Regions from separate parts of the Homo sapiens genome. Here regions 2 and 3 are each linked to region 1. The links are chromatin loops, found by intact Hi-C in ENCODE. Cell type or tissue: heart left ventricle. All regions are shown on one strand. Links, peaks and the distances in the headings refer to the core of each region. The heading gives the core; the rest is flanking DNA.

Region 1 (6,051 bases), core at 823-4,822:
TCTTGTGTGCTTCACTTATACAGGAGGAAACCTTTCTAGAAGCCCTCAAGGAAACCCCCCTAATGCATTTGGCCACCCAGAAGAGGGGGATTTCTAAACAAGCTGGGAGTTCTGTTAGGAAGGAAGAAGGTGGCTGCTACATCCATTTTTCTACACAGCAAACTTAATGATCTTTCTAATGCAGAAATCGATCATATCATTTTTCTGCTTAAAGTCCTTCAGTGGCCACCACTACTCTCACACAAAGCCCAAATGTCTTACATGAGCATATGAGGCCATTTTTACTATGACCCCTGTCTACCGCCCCAGCCTTACTCCTCTCCCTACCCTCTGTCCTGCAGTCATGCTAAACTGCTTGCATTGATATAAACAAGCCATGTTCTCCCCTCTTATCAGTTGCTTCTTGGCTTCTGCTGTTTCCTTTGCTTGGAGAACACCTTGCTTCTTCTGGCTTACTTGGGTCATTTTGGGAAACTCCATATAGATACCAGTTCTTCTCAGGAGGCTTCCCTTGGCCCTGCTGTGTGCTTACCCTTATACTATCCCTTGGCCTACCTTGGCCAAGCCTTCCCTTGGCCCATCTTGTGCCTACTCTTACACTATCTGGAGGTATTCAGACGACCTATTTGCCAACCCGTTTCTCTTCCCGGACTCCAGGCCACAGGAGGGAGAAGTCTGTGTGCCTACTGTAAGGAGCTGTCTGGTGCCTTAGGTAAGACTCAGTTTCTAGCATCAGACAGCCCGGATTTGGTTCTTGCCTTCAACTACTGTAACTAATCATATTCAATTACTATGAGTAACTAAGGTCACTAACTGCTTTGAGTACTCAAGGTAGTTAGTGACCTTGGGCAAGTTATTTAACTCCTCTGAACTTTTGTTTCTTCATCTATAAAGCAGGGACAATAACACTCACTATCTCATGCAGTGATTGTGAGGGTCACGTGGGATGATTTGTGTAAAGCACTTAGCACAGTGCCTGACACCAAGCTGGTGCTCAGTGAATGTTAAGCTGAATGGTGATTTGGTGAACAGAGCTGAGTCTCTCCCACTGTTCTGGGGATGTTAAAAGCACTCTGATACACGTACCTGGATACAGGGCTGCCAAGGCTAATCTTATATACATAATTGAGGAGGATGTAGGGATATGTTGGCTTCTCAAATAATTATTATACTAGGCTATGTTGCTGAATTCTTAATCCTGCCATTACAGATTGACTATTTCATGTTAGCAATCAATCAATATTTACTAAGAAAAAAATTCTTGATAGTGCAGTGGCAAACTCACTCATTTCCTGCTCCAAAAGACATGGCCTTGTCCAACTAGTCAAGCTGTAGACAGCAAGTGCTCTTGGACTTCAGAGAAGATCTCTACATTGAACTTGGAGGATGATGATGACATTTAGACAGATGGAGATGGGAGAAGAGGACCCAGACAATGAGAAGAGAAGAGGCTGGAGAGCTCTGTGCATGGCAGAGGATAGCATATGAACCTCTGGTGACCAGAGGGTCTTGCAGGTACGGACTTGGGGATTTTCCCTTGAAAAATGTGAATTCACTTGAATTGATATTTTATCATAGAATTGTAGAACCAGAAAGGAATTTTAAATCCCCTTATTTGAAGAAACTGGAGCTCAGAGAAACTAAATACTGGGTCCAAATTCACCCAGTTAGTTGGTGAGAGAGAGAGAGAGACTATAAACCAAGGTTATCTGACCCCAAATCTAGACTTTAGAGCTCTTTTACCCACTACCAAACCACCTCTTAATTAGTTTAGTTATATTTCTTCTTCTTCTTTTTTGTTTTTTTTTTTTTTTTTTGAGACAGAGTTTTGCTCTTGTTGCCCAGGCTGGAGTGCAGTGGCGTGATCTCAGCTCACAGCAACCTTCACTTCCTGGGTTCAAGCAATTCTCCTACCTCATCATCCCAAGTGGCTGGGATTACAGGCATGTGCCACCACACCCAGCTAATTTTTTTATTTTTAGTACAGATGGGGTTTCTCCATGTTGGCCCGGCTGGTCTTGAATTCCTGACCTCAGGTGATCCGCCCACCTTGGCCTCCCAAAGTGCTGGGATTACAGGCGTGAGCCACCGCGCCCGGCTCTTTCTTCTAATACGATGCTGAGATAATGAAGTGAGAGAAATTGGGGATTCATTGTGGGTGGAGGGGGTGGGTGAGAAGGGAGCACAAGAGGAAAGAGAAGAGGAGACCCAGGAGGAAGTGGGGAGGTGGGAAACATGTGTCTCTAACCTTCAGCTTCTTCCAACCCTCTTTGCCTTCTGAACAGAGCCTAAAATGCATTCACACAAAAACATAAATCACCCAAAAGCCAGAAACAAAACATCATGCTCAAGTAGCCTGTTATCAGGAGGGGCCTGGAGTGGAACACTATGTTGCAAGAACCAGCACTTCTGAAACCCAAGTTCCAATTCCAGTCTGCCACTGACTCATATTATAGCCTTGGGGAAAACATGCAGCCAATGGAACCACATAGAACATTCTAAAGGAATAATTCTGAAGATACTTGAAGACTGTCGCCATCATCCAGCCCTCCTCCCAAGGCTTCAGGTCTTCAGGCTAAATACCTTCCATTCTTTATCAGTTCTTTAATTTCTAATTTACCCCGATTGCCCTCTTCTGGATAAGTAGCAATCTGTCAATGTCTCTTTTCAAGGCACTATGAATGGGACATAGATTCCAGCTGGGTGGGTATATCAGTCCAATTCTCTCCTTGCCATGCACTCTAGACTTGTATTAATGGAGATTGAGTGCGGGGCCTCTTTGGCACTTTGTCTTACCAGTACTTTCCTCCCATGTGGATGCAGATCCACTCAGTTACACACGCATCCATCCAACAAGGCTATCATCTACTACAGACTCCTCCATTTTCTCCAGAAACAAATTCAGAAAGACTTTGTTAAATGCCTGGTGGAAATTCAGATATGTTATGTGCACAGACATATCTTGATTTACCTGTCTGCAGTCACAATCAAAACAAAAAATTGTATTTGGTCTTTCTGAGCTTATGTTGCCTCCTGCTGGTTGCCATCTCTTGTTCCAAATGCTCATGAATCTTTCTGGTCTACGACCTGGCTCAGGTCACCTCCATGCTTACCAATCTCTCATTGTCAGGACCCACCTGCTTTCTCTAAAAAAAAAGGAAAAAAAAAAAACTTCTTCCTTACTTTTGGTTGTCTCTAGTTTTCCAGCATCCCCTCCATTTTTCTGATTACTGAGAGGATTACATAGAGCAGTTCAATCATCTCATTGCAAAATGCCTGATTATCCTGGCATGTAATTTTTATTTATTTATTTTAGAGATGGAGTCTTACTCTGTCACCCAGGCTGGAGTGCAGTGGTGTAATCATAGCTTACTGCAGCCTCTAACTTCTGGGCTCAAGAGATCCTCCTGCTTCAGCCTCCTGAGTAGCTGGGAACATAATGGGTGCTACCACACCTGGCCCTGGCATGTAATTTTGTAACATCTTTCTTATAAAAGACACTTCTGGTAGAATTTAGGTTATAGGTGAAGATGCAACATAATTTTTTTTTTTTTTTTTTTTTTTTTGAGATGGAGTCTCGCTCCGTCACCAGGCTGGAGTGCAGTGGTGCGATCTCAGCTCACTGCAACCTCCACTTCCCGGGTTCAAGCAATTCTCCTGTCAGGCTGGAGTGCAGTGGTGCGATCTCAGCTCACTGCAACCTCCACTTCCTGGGTTCAAGCAATTCTCCTGCCTCAGCCTCCCGAGTAGCTGGGATTACAGGCACGTGCCACCACGCCCAGCTAATTTTTGTATTTTTAGTAGAGACGGGTTTCACCATGTTGGTCAGGCTGGTCTCGATCTCGTGACCGCGTGCTCCATCCGCCTCGGCCTCCCAGAGTGCTGGGATTACAGGCGTGAGCCACCGCACCTGGCCTTTTTTTTTTTTTTTTTCTGAGACGGAGTCTTGCTCTGTCGCCAGGCTAGAGTGCAGTGGCGCAATCTCAGCTCACTGCAACCTCCGCCTCCTGGGTTCAAGTGATTCTCCTGCCTCAGCCTCCCGAGTAGCTGGAACTACAGGTGTGTGCCACCATGCCAAGCTAATTTTTATATTTTTAGTAGAGATGGGGTTTCACCATGTTGGCCAGGATGCTCTCGATCTCTTGACCTCATGATCCACCCGCCTTGGCCTCCCAAAGTGCTGGGATTATAGGCATGAGCCACTGCACCTGGCCCTAATGTAATTTTTTAATACCTTTCTTATAAAAGTCACTCCTGGTAGAAATTAGGATATAGGTGAGGCTGTAACTAAGACTTGTGATAATAGAGAATTGGCACAGAGAGAGGATCTCTCTGATGCCCACACCTCTGTAACAGCCCACGTGTAAGCAGTCCTGGGCTCCTATGGCAGCATCAGTGACCAGGATCCTTTGATCTTGCTGTTCCATCTCTAGAGAGTTGCTTTTGCCCATATGGTTCAAGATGGCTCAGCAGCATCATTTCATAAGCCTCCTTGGCAGTGGAAAGGGGAAAAAGGGAGGAGGAAGGCGCAACCCTGAACTTGCATATGTTGCTTCTATTTATATCCTATAGGCAAGAACTTACACACAGGCACTGAGCCGAAAGGAAGACTGGAAATGCAATCTTTATTCTGAGAAGTAATATGCTCAGCTAAAAGTCTGCAGTTCTGGTTCTATGGGAAAAGAGAAGACAGATATTAAAGAAAATTAGCAGTCTCTGCCACACTTCAACTTCCTCTGTAAATCTCTTACATTCCGCATTTTCCCATATCTGAAACTGTAGAGTCACTTCTACTTTTCCTAATTCTTTTTTAGTTACTCACAAAATCCTATTTATTTTATTCTTTTAATCAATTCTATTTTACCTCCTAAAATATTTTTATCCATCCGTTTCTTCCTATATTCACAATGATCGACATCCAGATACAGACACTCATCAGTCTTTGGTTTTGCCAGCCCCAACCCAGAGTCCACACTGGTCATCTTCCACCTGCTGGGGGCTTAGCAGGAAAGGATAGAGGATAGCTCTCCCCTCTGGCAAGTGGCATGGGACATAGTTTTCTGCTGCTCTCAATACCGATGCCTATTTGGCATTGGACTGGGGATGGGGAACCAACATTCTTCCTTCTTAGCCCCCTGTCAGGAGGTATAAGAAATCACTGCTTCTGCCACTGCGACATCCTTCCCAGGTCCAGCTAATTCCTACTGACATTAGTTCAGCCTCACTCCCCAGAGAACAGTGCTCCTCTAGCTTATGTCATCTTTTTCCCCATCTTTTGGGTGCTGTGTTTAGCCATTTTGTCATTTAACAAGACAATAAGAGCCTTTTAACTTGTGTCTCTGGAAACATCTTGTCCTCCTCTCAATCATCCTGTGCAGAGACAAATTAATCTCCTTAAAATAATGATCTCATTTTTAAAAACTCTCCTACTTAAAAATTTCTAAAGGGTGGGCCATTTGTCACAGCAGTGGTAGCAATAAGCAAATGCATGTTGCCTTGCTCAAGGTCATTTCACTAATTGATCAAGATACTCTTTCCAGCTCAATGCAGATGAAGCTTTAGAATCCTTTCCCACAGTTGGCACTACCAACCGATTAGAATTGGCATGGAAGATAGATCTTGTTTATCACCCTTAGCCTATAAAATTTTTTCCAAAAGTTAGGCTTTTGACAGTGCTCTATCTCTGAACGCTTTTTGTGTGTTTCAAACCTTGTTTATCAATATATGCAGGGTCTATTTCCTCAAATAAACCACACATTCTTTATTCTGGTTTTCTTTTCCCCTTAAATGTCTGGGTTCTGCTCACAGAGTTGTTTACAGCTGTCCTTGGTCAAAGAGGAGATGGTGAAGGTGCTGAGGGCCGAGCCAGTGGCAGAAGAAAAGAAGGCCAGAAGGAAAATCTAAACTCTCATCAAGAAAGGCAGTAAAAGGCTGTAAGCAGAAAACTGGTACCAGGTGTGAGATCCAGGGAGCGAGGCAAGGTCAACAAATGGAAAAACCAGAGCTCAGGAGCCAAAAGGATGGGAAGCAAGTGGGGTTGCAGAGTGCAAG
Region 2 (6,051 bases), core at 1,242-5,241, 300 kb before region 1:
TGGAGAAGAGAGAAACAGTTCTGGTTCTGTTAGCCTGGCTTGTAGCAGGAAGAAGATGTGATATGGAAACACTTGCTTTTTCTTAACCTCCCTTGACTCTGTTTCACAAAGATAGAGGGGCAGAGAACTGAACTGGCAAAAATTAAAAATTGAAAAAAAAAAGTAATTGAAAGTTGGCTTGCAAATTTTTAACAAAGTTAGAGAATCAAGGTTCTCTGGGGTTTCTGATAAGAGTGATAGAACTATTCCGGTTCAGTGGGCCCCAGACTTCGTGGTTGCTATTTTTTAAATACTGGTTAAAAAAAATGAATACTGATAATAAGACCACTTTTACTATTTTTGCTCCATGGACCTCATATTTTGACATATGTCTGAATACCTGATCAGCATGACATAGCCAGCTAACTTTAGGAAGACCTGGTAAGATCCCAGTGGAAAAAGCAAAAGTATTTTCATTCCTAGTCTGGGCTCGTTACAGTTAAATGTATCTTTAGGCTTTTTGAAATATTAGACATAGCTGGCTTTTGAGGACCACTGGAATTCACTGCTTGGATTGTCCTTACAAAATTAAATACTCCACATGTCTGAACAAAATGTATCTAGATGTTTTTATGACTTTATTGAAAGCAGAATAGATAACATAGAGTTGGAGAAATGTTAAAAAATTATTGGTGTTTTCCTGATATTTGACTTAGAGGTTTCTGCTGGCATCATATAGTTGGAAACAACAAAACAGGTGAACTGAAAGCCTTTCACTATCAAAATACTGAATTTAATTTTATGGTCATTTTGGGTGATACAGATCATGCTGTTGTATGTCATTCGTAGAGGTATAATACCATTTTTTTTTTTTTGAGACGGAGTTTCACTCTTGTTGCCCAGGCTGGAGTGCAATGGCGCGATCTCGGCTCTCTGCAACCTCTGCCTCCCGGGTTTAAGCAATTCTTCTGCCTCAGCCTCCCGAGTAGCTGGGATTACAGGCATGTGCCACCATGCTCGGCTAATTTTGTATTTTTAGTAGAGATGGGGTTTCTCCATGTTGGTCAGGCTGGTCTTAAACTCCCGACCTCAGGTGATCCGCCCACCTCGGCCTCCCAAAGTGCTGGGATTACAGGCGTGAGCCACCATGCTCGGCCATAACCCCATTATTTCTTCAGATTCATTCAGAGAGTTAGAAAGAATTAAGGCATTTTTTACAAAATGATGAGAGTTACAGAGAAGCTGAGGAAAAATAGCTTTTTAAAAAAGCAAACAGAATGAAGCAGTACATAATGGGAAAAAAATTGAGCATATCTGTGTAGAAGTTTAGAAAAATAAGGTTTTTCTCAAGATTTGTTAATTCTGTAGAAGGTTGGCTCTGGAACAAATTCGTACAGTCATCTTAATTGTTTTACTTTTTACTGAGTAACACTGCTATTGAAAAAAACATTCTGAAGTGAGGGTTTGATTTATATATGTCTTTGAATACCTTCCACGGTGACAATCACATAAACTCTTTTAAAAAAGACTTGTATTTATTAAATATTGACTATTTTAAATAATATTACAAAATATAAGTAAGATATGGAGAATAATGGTACAGCGAACACCCGTCTCCTCATCACTCAGTTTAAGAAAAATAATATTACGATTGCCTTTAAAAACCCCGGGCACTCCTTCCCAATCTTGTCTCATTCCCAACCCCCACGCAGTGAAAAGCCCTGAATTGGGGGTTTATCATTCATTCACTTCTTCACTTTATAGTTTCCTATCTCCTAAAAATCACTTTTAAAATCTTCATATGTTTTTGAAAATCCTGTATACCGTAAGTTCTAGAGGTGTGTGTGTGTGTATATGTATATATGTATATAGAGAGAGATATATATGTTTTTTGTGTGTGTGGGAAGGAAAGGGTGGAAGTAATGGAAGAAATTATGCATTTAAACTTGATAGTTAACACCTTCTCTTGTTTCAGAACTTAAAATATTTTTTACATGTTTAAAGTAATTTAATTGGTGGCAATATTTTAATTCTAAAATTAAATTGGGATTTACTGAATTGGAAACCTAGGTTTTGTTATTTTGTAAATCCTGGGAAGAGTATCAGAGTTGAAATCCCTTCAATTTAACGTCCCTATAAAAAAGAAATCCAGAACCTACTGCCTAAGACCTCGGTGCTTCTCCAGTGTTGTAATTGAGTAATTTTAGTAAGATTTAAAATAGTCCACTTAAATTTTTGTAAAGATATCTTTGAGTTTTGAGGATCTAGACTATAGGAGAATGTGTGTACACATTAACCTCTTAATGTATGTACACATTAAACTCTTCCTACCTTTTCCTCATTTTGATCATACTTATTAATTAATTTGTATGGATTCAGTAGTCTCTTGGGAGGCCTTGAGAACAAATGGGAAGGAATGGCCTTCTTTTTTAGCCAAGACGTTGATCCTTCTCTAAGAATGAACTGATTTTATCTTATTAAGGTTTTCTTGTGTTGGTCTTCCCAGAGATGCTTGGTTTCCCCTTTATTGGTTTGTTGTTTTAATTTTCGTTGTTTCACTTGTAAATTTTGAGCTGTCTCAGAGGCTTTATTTTGGTGATTGTTCCTGGTTAGTTGCTTTTTACTTATGTGCTGGATGTAATTTGTTTAGAGAATTGAGCTGTATCTTGTTCTTCTCTACTCTTCTGAACGCCACCCCCATCAAATCTCAAAACATACAAAAACACCCTAAACCTTTTGATTCTCTCAGAATCTGCCTCTGTGACTAGTCTCCCAATCTCTGTTAGGAAAAAAAAAAAGGTTTAAGTTGTTAAAGTTGTTAATGGATCATTGGTTTTGTGTTTTTCTCACCCTGTAAGGACTCTTACCTTTTAAAAGAGGAATTCTGGTGATAAAATGACTTAATCCACCTTGGCACCGTGGAGAGAACACTTCATGGTTTGTCTCTCTGGCCAAGGTCACATACTAGACATTAGATCAGCTGGAAATCCTCTCTGGGCTCCTGTCAGGTCATTTAGGAGATAGGGACAGTGCCGTGTCTGGGTGAAGGCAGCCTGTGCCTGCCTGCCTGGCTTCTCACTGCTCATGGGGCCTGTCGGCACTGACAGGCTCCCTCCAGTGCCTGAGCTAATCTGGATCTGGAAAGGAGGTTGATGGCAGCCCAGCCTCCCCATCTGGTGGGACTCAGCGTAAATCACGGTGGGAGTGACTCCTGGGCCACAGGACCCCCTCCCTGTTCCACTGTGTTGGCCCTGGCTGTGGGTCTGGGTGTCTGCCATGATTCTCTGCCTTTTGCCCCAGTCTTCCTTTAAGCTTGGGAGTGTTTTTGTTTTTCTCTCCTCCGTTGGTTTGATTCATGCTTTATGTATTCTTAGCCATGGCGAGAGTGAAGAACAGAGCTCTGGGAACACAGCTCGGTGCCTCCGGCATCAGCATTGGATGTCTCAACTCTTGAGCCTGTTGGAATGGCTGTCCCTAAGCTGACACTTGCTTCAACCTTCTCTGGGCTTGATCTTGTCCTCCCCATAGACTCTGTGCCCTGGACTCCCTGGCTGCTCTTACAACAGCAGTGCGCAGGACTGGCTAGTCCATTTCCCCTCTACCTGTGGGCTCAAGGGCTCTGCCTGCCCCTTGTGGCGCCAGCCTTGAGTGACAACACAGAACCACACCTGCCGCCCTCCTGAGATACATTCTAGCTCTGAGTTGCATACTTGGATGCATCTAAAGTCACTGAGCTCTTAATGGCAGATATTTTAGATATTGTGATGGGTTTATTAGAGAGGTTTCTAGCTTGGGATTCTTTTCATAGGTTCCTCCAATCATACCACGTAATTGACCTTGCTCTGCATGTAAGTTCAGTGTTGGTCTCAGTGTATCTAGCTTGCAGTCTATCCATGTGCTTCCACTGTGACTGAGTAGTGTTTGCCTAGTGGCGTCCTGTGTGCTAGAGTGAGAACAGTGGGTCAGTATCCATAGCAAGACCCTTCCCTCGGTAAAGGGAGAGTCTGCAGAGGGCCCAGGTTTCTGTGTATACCCAGCCCGATTTTCATATACTTCCTAAGGACCTACTGAATGCCAGGTACTGGGTATATAAAGACAAATGGAGGATCTCCAGATCAGTTGAGGGCATTCATGCGTTCATCCAGCAAATATTTGCTGAGTCTTGACCATGTGCTAAACCAGAGGTCCCCAGCCTTTTTGGCGTCAGAGACTGGTTTTGTGGAAGACAATTTTTCAACCAACGGGAGAGTTGGGGGGAATGATGGTTTCGGGATGAAACTGTTCCACCTTAGATTATTACCAGGCATTAGATTCTCATAAGGAGTGCGCGACCTCGATCTCTGGCATGTGCAGTTCACAATAGGTTCATGCTCCTATGAGAGTCTAATGCCACTGCTGATCCAATAGGAGGAGGAGCTCAGGTGGTAATCCTCGCTTGCCTGCCACTTACCTCCTGCTCTGCGATCCGGTTCCTAATAGGCCACGGACCGGTATGGGAGTTGGGGACCCCTGTGCAAGACAGTAGGTGCTGGAGATATAACAGTAAACAAAACAAAGCCCTTATTTTCATGGAGTTCAATGTATTCTAGTAGAGGGAGGGGATAAGGGCAGGGACAGATAATAAGCAAATGAATAAATAACATTTGGTGGTGAAGAGCGCTATGAAGAGAAGCGGTATGTGTGGTGGTGGGGGTGGTCAGGGAAAGCCTCTCTGATGAGGGGACACTGAGCAGAGAACTGAGTTTGGCTGCAGAGTTGATACAGGGAGGAGAGCTTTCAGATAGAGGGGACCACAAATACACAGGAAGTCAAGTGGGAGCCACAGGTGACAATGTGGCTAATAAGACACCTTCCTCCCTGGGATGAATCACATTCCACATCAGCAGAGGCTCAGTGGCTACCTTTTGTTTTGCTCTCAACATGTGAGATGTGTGTGCAGCCGTGATCTTGTGTGGCTCGTAGCATGACTTTAGTTGATACGTGGATGTGGGATTAAGTAATATTGAATTACATGATGAGAAAGTTATTTCCTTTCTATTTCTGTTTCAGTTCGGTAAGAATGATAGGAGGTCCTCATGCTTAAAGCCTTCTGTGGGCAACAGTATTTAGCTAGAATCTAGTTGTATTGCTTTTTTTGTGTCAACTTAATGGGTTCCTTCCATTTATGGCAAGCAAAACTTTTCTATTTACGAAGTTCCTTTTAAAAATACATGACTTTTAGAGACTAGAATTGTGGTTATTAGGGACTGGGAAGGGTATGAGGGAGGCAGGGATGGGGAGGTTGGTTAATGGATACAAAATTACAGCTAGATGGGTGGAATAAGTTCTAATGTCCTAGCACTGTAGGGTGAATATGGTTAACAGGAATTTATTATGTGTTTTCAAAATGCTAGAAGAGAGGATTTTGAATATTCCCAGCACAAAGAAAGAATAAATGTTTGACATGATGGATATACTGATTGCCCTTATTTGATCATTACACATTGTATGCATGTATTGAAATGTTACCCTGTATCCCATAAATATATACAATTTTTATGTATCAACCAAAAATAAAAAGAAAAATGTTCATAGGAATATTGAATAGGAAATAAGATTGAAAGTATACCAAATTATTTAGGAAAAAACCATTACTTACATTTAAGTAGAAATGTGTCAACATAAAGGAGACTATAAAAAAATAGGCCAGGCACAGTGGCTCACTCCTGTGATCCCAGCATTTTGGGAGGCCGAGGCGGGCAGATCACCTGAGGTCAGGAGTTTGAGACCAGCCTGGCCAACATGGTGAAACCCCCATCTCTACTTAAAATACAAAAATTAGCCAGGCGTGGTGGCAGGCGCCTGGAATCCCAGCTACTTGGGAGGCTGAGGCAGGAGAATCGCTTGAACCTGGCAGGTGGAGGTTGTAGTGAGCTGAGATCGCGCCATTGCACTCCAGCCTGGGGGACAAGAGCGAAACTTCGTCTAAAAAACAAAACCAACGGAAATAATGGTTGGGTGTAGTGGCTCATGCCTGTAATCCCTACACTTTGGGAGGCTGAGGCGGGTGAATCACTTGAGGTCAGGAGTTTG
Region 3 (6,051 bases), core at 1,242-5,241, 210 kb before region 1:
AATGGAAAATTGGGAAGACATTGTCTTCTTGCTTTTTGCAGAGGCAACATTTTTATTAGTGTGCATATGTGTAAGTTTGGCCCCAGGCTGTGCTCACAATCCCCAAGCCCCTGGCAGAAGGGGACTCCAGGGTCCCCCCATCTCAGGGATGACATGTGGGTCAGTATAGTGTCAGGATGGTGATGATCCACTGGCTCTGAAACCACAGAAATGTTCATCAGTGTCTGCTGCCGCCTACCTGTGGCCTTCTTGTTAAATGAGAGAAATAAACCCGATTTCTTTTGGTTGTTCTATCATTCCTGCAGCCCAGAAACAAAGAGAGGGTATGACTGGTTCAGGGAATTTTATTCAGTCTGGTGGGCAGACAGAATGTGAAGAGCCAGCCAGGGTCCCAAGATGATGCTGGAGCCATTAGCACGGCTTACATTTTCAAAGGTCTTGTAAATCACATTATGGTTTTAGGATGTTTTTCCTGGGCAGTTATTTTAATCAGGGGATCAGACATGATCAACTTTTTTTTTTTTTTTTTTGCTTAAGAACGATCACTCTGGCTGCTCTGTGAGCAGTGAATTGGAAGTGACAAGACTAGGGGCAGGGAGACCTGTTTGGAGGCTATCGCACTAACCCTGGTGAGAGGTGGCCATGGCAGAGTTGCTGGAGGGAAGGGGGAGAATTCTAGAAATGTTTAGGGATACAAGAGAACAGGGCTTGATGTGGGAGATGAGAGAGAAGGAGGACTTTAGGGTAACTTCAACATTTCTTGTTTGTGCAGCTGGTTGGTTGGTGGCGCTTTTTGGTTGACAAAGGGTATACAGAGGATGATTTCTTAGTCCTCTTATTGATAGATTTTAATACAATAAAGTCATCTCGAAGTTTCAGATACATTTCTTCATGCTCTTTCTAGGTTTTTCTTTCTTTTACATGTTTCATGGGTGGGGGAGGGTTTAAGAGTCTCAATTGCTCTGGAAATTGACCTTCCTGCTAGGGAAGAGATGGTGGTATCCTTATGACAGTTTTCTTCCAAATTGTGGAACGCTTTGTGGTATTTAGTAATCATATTTTTGGTTTTTTTTTTTTGTCTACAGGGAGTGGAATTACTTTCATAGAAATATATAAAAATTCATTTTTTCTCTCCTAATTTTTTTTTGTGATACATTTTTCTGTAAGGAGGAATTATAGGACTTAACTTTCTATGAGTGTGGTAAAGAGGATAAATACCTCTGTATCCTCTTTATATAAATGAAAGGCATCTATCCAGTTTTGAATTATTTGGGGAAAAAAATCCCATGGAGGAATGAACTCGAGATAATTAAATTTCTCCAATTCAGAAACTCTGAATTTTTTTTTTTTCTTATTAGGAAAGTGGTTGAGATATGGCTGAATGGAAATTTAAAATCTTGAGCATGGTTATACATCAGAAACGTAACATGTAGTCTAGGTCCATTCCAGAGAGCAAAAAAGACTCAATATTTTTGACATTATTAATGAATAGATTGATGCATTTGTTATGCCTGCAGAGAAACATTATTTTATCACGAGTTGCCTGCAGCTCAGAGAGTAAAGGGCTTTTGGAAGAGTTATTCAGAGAGAGGTCAAGGGGGAGTTACTGGTTTTTTGTTTTTACAAGGAAGTTTTAGTAAATCATATTAATAGTAATAATAATAATGATGATGGTGTACATTTGCATAGCACTTGGCAGTTTACACTGCTCTTTAGAGTGCGGGATCCACGCAGCTCTCTGTGAAGTAAGCATTTTATAGGTGCCAAAACAGATTCACAAAGTGTACCTGAGGTCATCTGTTTCCTGGAGCTGTAATTTTTCCCAATAATCAGTAATATTCCCCATGCATTACAATGGTATCCACAATGCAGCTGTGTGGGGAGAAGGTAAGCCTCTTTATTGAGGGTGAGAGGGCATGAACCGGCTCCTGGGTGCGCCCTCCTAGGATTGAGTTAGAGTTTGCAATATTAAAAGCACAACTCCAGTCACACCTGTGGATGGTAACAAGATGCTAGACTGAGCACGATAGGCTATTTCTCATTTTTTTTTCCTAGTAAAATTTATTTGTTCTTTGTTCTCATGTCTTCTGTTAGCATTCTTTGGAAAGGCATTAGTTAGTGCCACAGGTTTTAGAAAAAAACTAAGGGAAAAATACTAAAGCTGAGAATGTTTTATTAAGTTTTTTTTTTTCTGTGAATTAGTAAAAGACTGTCATGTATGATTTTAGCAGAATACCTTGATCCAGATTGAGGAACTCCAACCAGTAATCCTGGGAGGCATAATTTAAGAACCGCTAACAGAAGCATTTTGAAAGTGATTGAAATTGACATTCCTTAAAAAGGTAGTTTATTGCCTTCTGAGGAACATTTGTTTAGCTCTTTAAATTATTCATATTTGAAGGGAAAGCATTCTACAAGAAATCTTATTTTTGAGATATAGCTGGTAAATATGGAAAACTCAAAACGCCTGCCTGTTCTACTTGTCATCGTTCATCCTCTGACAGCTTACACCAGTCAAGTTACTAAGTCTCTGGTTATTTTTGAGACTCTTTCTCCCCAAGCGTTCCTTAGTGAATCTTAAGATTCTGGGATTTAGCTTAGCAGACAGGCTGTGCCACCATGCAGTGTCTTCTTTGGCCCTCCCTGCCCCATTGCAATGTCTTTTACTACACCTTATTTAGCCAAAAATGTGCAGTCCTTTAGTGATGAGAATGTAATAATGGAATACTTAAAGTAATTAAAGATACTGCTTTTTCTGATTGAAACAAAAGCTAATAGACTTCCAATTGTCACCTGTCACAGTGTACTTTTTTGGAGTTGCCCTTTGAGCTGTGTTATCTGATTTGAACTTTTCAAGCTTCCTCTGGCCACACTGGGATTTTTCTCTGGCTATGCCCTGCAGTCCCTTTACTGAATTGGCAGTGCTCCTAATGCTTTTCTCTAGCTTTCATTTGACCTTCAGTAGAGGTTAAAATTAACTTCAAGGTGAAACTGGTCCTCGTGATTGGTCGATTGCTTCTCTTTCTTGAGCACTGCACCCATTTCAGAAGACAGATGGTTTTAGTATTAATGGCATCAACCATCCTTTGCTGGAAGATAAAGAGTCAGACTTTCTATTTGGAATGTAAGCTCCTTGAGGGCACTGAGCTTGTTTATTCAACCTTCTATTCCTAGTGCCTAGAACAGTGCCCAGAACACTGTAGAAGAAGATGTGTTGATTAAAGGAATGAAACTTTCCTATAGGGACTCTCAAGAGATAGCTGGCCTAACTTAGAATAGAAATGTGTGTGCCAAGGACTCGTGGTTTCAAGAAACAGATACTCAAGTGGGTGTGGACACATTTCCAGGATGTTCTCCCTCTCACATGTACCCAACCAGACCCTCGGGCCTTGTCCTTTCTGTCTGGTTCTAGGGAAAAAGCCCATTGCCTGTGCTTTCTAAAATAATAAATCTCACATTCACAAAGGATCTGGTTTCTGCATGTTTTTCTGCATGTTCCAAGCTCCAGCCATGTGCAAGTGATATTAACAAATTTATTTATGATTTGTTCGTATCCTCCTCCTTCCAGAGATTGGTTGAAATATTAAACTGTTCATTTCTATTCTTCACTTCCTTTAAGCCTTAATTGGAGCCACTTCTTCTATTGGATAAACGCCTTCCCTGGTTGGCCTCGTTTCTCTCAGGTCCCTTGTTTCACTTTGTGTTTCCTCAGTTGCCAGTAGGCTGTGCTGTGATGCTTTGCATTTATTTGGTTATATCATGTATACATTTATTCTGTGTCCTCTATTAGATACTCTTGTCGTTTTTTAAGCTAACATTCATTGAGGTTTATTGTGTGTCAGGTCCTGTGTTTAGGGCTTTGGATCCTAAATTATCACATTAATTTTCACAGCAACTGTTTGCAGTAGGTGGCATTATCCCCATTTTACAGATGAGAAACCTAAGTTTTAGAGGAGAGACACACCCAAGGATGTACACCTAGTAAATGGCAGAGCTGGGGTTTGAATCTTTATGCATTTAATTTAAAAGCCTGAATCATCACATTTCACACCCTCTTAGAGGAAGGCAGGGTTCATGCCATCTGCTTCCTCCAACCACCACCACTCTTCAGCAGTATACCACAGAATGCTGTAAGCTTCTTATGACCTGAAAAGATGTATTTTAAATGCAATCAATACAAGTCTTCTGAAGAAATACACACAAGCAAATTCAATTCAACACCACCAAAAACTCCTTCAATTAAGATAAACCAGTATTGACATTTTGGAGTATATCTTTCCTTGTTTCTTTTGCAAAGAATTAAGTATATACATTGGAAACACTCTTAAGGCTTAATGCATTCTGCTAATAAATTTCTCCTTCTTAGAACCAAAGTTGTGTGCTCACTAAGAGCCATTTGTTTTTTTCTTAGTACTGTTTATGCCAATCGAACTTACTGTAATTCTGTAATCTAATTAGATATTACGTAAACCAATGAAATATGAGTATAAAAATAGAGTTGTTGCCACTAAAATTAGGTTGAATGCTTTAGCAAAATGTGATAAAAACAAATCTCTAAAACAATTGCTCTAGAATTCAGAGTAGGTGGAACAACTGAAAGATTTGAAAATAAATGTTAAAAGTCACAAAGGATTCAACATTCATATTGCTTCACAAGTGTATTTAAATTTTTGTTTCATGTTAAAGAAATTGAAACTGAAAATAGAGAAGAAGATGGATTATGGATATGATTTATGCAGGAAAGATTATGTGGAATTCTAGCCAGCAAATACTCAAGTCCTCAGTGTTAAAGTTAAAATAAAATGTTTTAGGCAGCAGGTGGTTTTTTTTTTTTTATGAATCCTCACTTTCACTAGCTTTTGAAATTAAGCAATTAACTTCTGATCCTAAATGTGTTAGATAAGAATGCTTCTACTCTATATATCTCAAAAAAGAATAACATAATTTGCTAAGCAGCTTTTTTCATGTAATATATCATGAACATGTTTTCAAGCCAATAAATATGGATTAAAACATTTTCTGGCAATATAACGTACATGCAGAAAAGTACACAGATCCTAAGTGTACAACTCAGTTTATGATCACAAAGTGAACACATCCATTTACTGCCCTCTACTTAGGTCAAGCAACAATATTCCCAGTACCCCCAGAAGCCTCCCATGGCCTCCTCCTCCCCACCAGAGATAATAGCTACTTTGAATCTAACATTATAATGTTTGTTTTGGAACTTTACGTAAATGAAATGTCTGTAGTTTTTGATTTTTTTACTTACTTTACTCAATATTTGTTTGTGAGATTCATCCATGTTTTTCACATGTATTATTTGTTTATTCATTCTCATTGCAGTTTATTATTTCATGTGAAAGAAGATACCATAATATTTACTCATTCTGTTGTTTTTGTTATATACTTTATTTATTTTTTTTTTTGGAGACAGGGTCTTACTCTGTTGCCAAAGCTGGAGTGCAGTGGCACAATCTCAGCTCACTGCAATCCCACCTCCCAGGTTCAAGTGATCCTCCCCCAAGTTAGCCGCCTGAGTAGCTGGGACTACAGGTATGCGTCACCATGCCTGGCTATTATTTTTGCATTTTTTGTAGAGGTGGGGTTTCTCCACGTTGCCCAGGCTAGTTTCGAACTTCTGGGCTCAAGTGATCCACTCGCCCCGCCCTCCCAAAATGCTGAGATTAAAGGCATGAGCCACCACTCTTGGCCCACCATTCTATTGTTGATGGCCATTGGGGTTGTTTCCAGTTGCGGGCTATTATGAAAAATGTTGCTATGAACATTCTTGTACATGTCTTTTGGCATACGTGTGCAGTTTTAAAGTTGTTCATTTGTTTATATGCCTTAGGAATGGAATTGGCAGGTGATAGGATATGTGTATGTTCAGCTTTAGGGAATACTGTGAAAGTGGTTGCACAAATCTACAATCCCATCATCAATTTATGTGAGTTACTGTTGTTCCTTATCTTTGGCAACACTTGGTTTGGTCTGTCTTAACTGGTTTTATCCAAACTGGTAGGCTTGTTATAGTCTCTTGTGATTTTA

What was found. Hi-C counts contacts between places; a loop is a spot of excess contacts. Peaks named below come from ENCODE experiments on the same cell type or tissue, not always from the same donor. Only the 100,000 strongest peaks of a DNase experiment are listed, where the experiment ranks them.
Region 2: a loop joins it to region 1, with 2.5 times the contacts of the local background. A loop is called at or near these places in 11 of 110 quality-filtered maps.
Region 3: a loop joins it to region 1, with 9 times the contacts of the local background. A loop is called at or near these places in 60 of 110 quality-filtered maps.

The regions. Positions count from the first base shown.
Region 1 is chr12:93,976,361-93,982,411 of GRCh38, forward strand. The region is part of intron 2 of LOC105369912 (a long non-coding RNA gene); the gene reads right to left. Among named protein-coding and RNA genes, the nearest start is that of PLXNC1, 170 kb to the right of the region's middle. RefSeq lists a silencer at 2,873-3,167. In heart left ventricle, for the core only: a CTCF peak has its summit at 3,034 (motif pointing left); no DNase peak of the experiment used is centred there.
Region 2 is chr12:93,680,048-93,686,098 of GRCh38, forward strand. The region is part of intron 2 of CRADD (CARD and death domain containing adaptor protein); the gene reads left to right. Among named protein-coding and RNA genes, the nearest start is that of CRADD, 5.7 kb to the left of the region's middle. In heart left ventricle, for the core only: no CTCF peak of the experiment used is centred there; a DNase peak (open chromatin) is centred at 3,074; H3K4me3 peaks cover 429 bases; H3K27ac peaks cover 4,000 bases.
Region 3 is chr12:93,763,669-93,769,719 of GRCh38, forward strand. All of the region lies in intron 2 of CRADD (CARD and death domain containing adaptor protein), which reads left to right. Among named protein-coding and RNA genes, the nearest start is that of CRADD-AS1, 29 kb to the left of the region's middle. In heart left ventricle, for the core only: a CTCF peak has its summit at 3,725; no DNase peak of the experiment used is centred there; H3K27ac peaks cover 2,388 bases.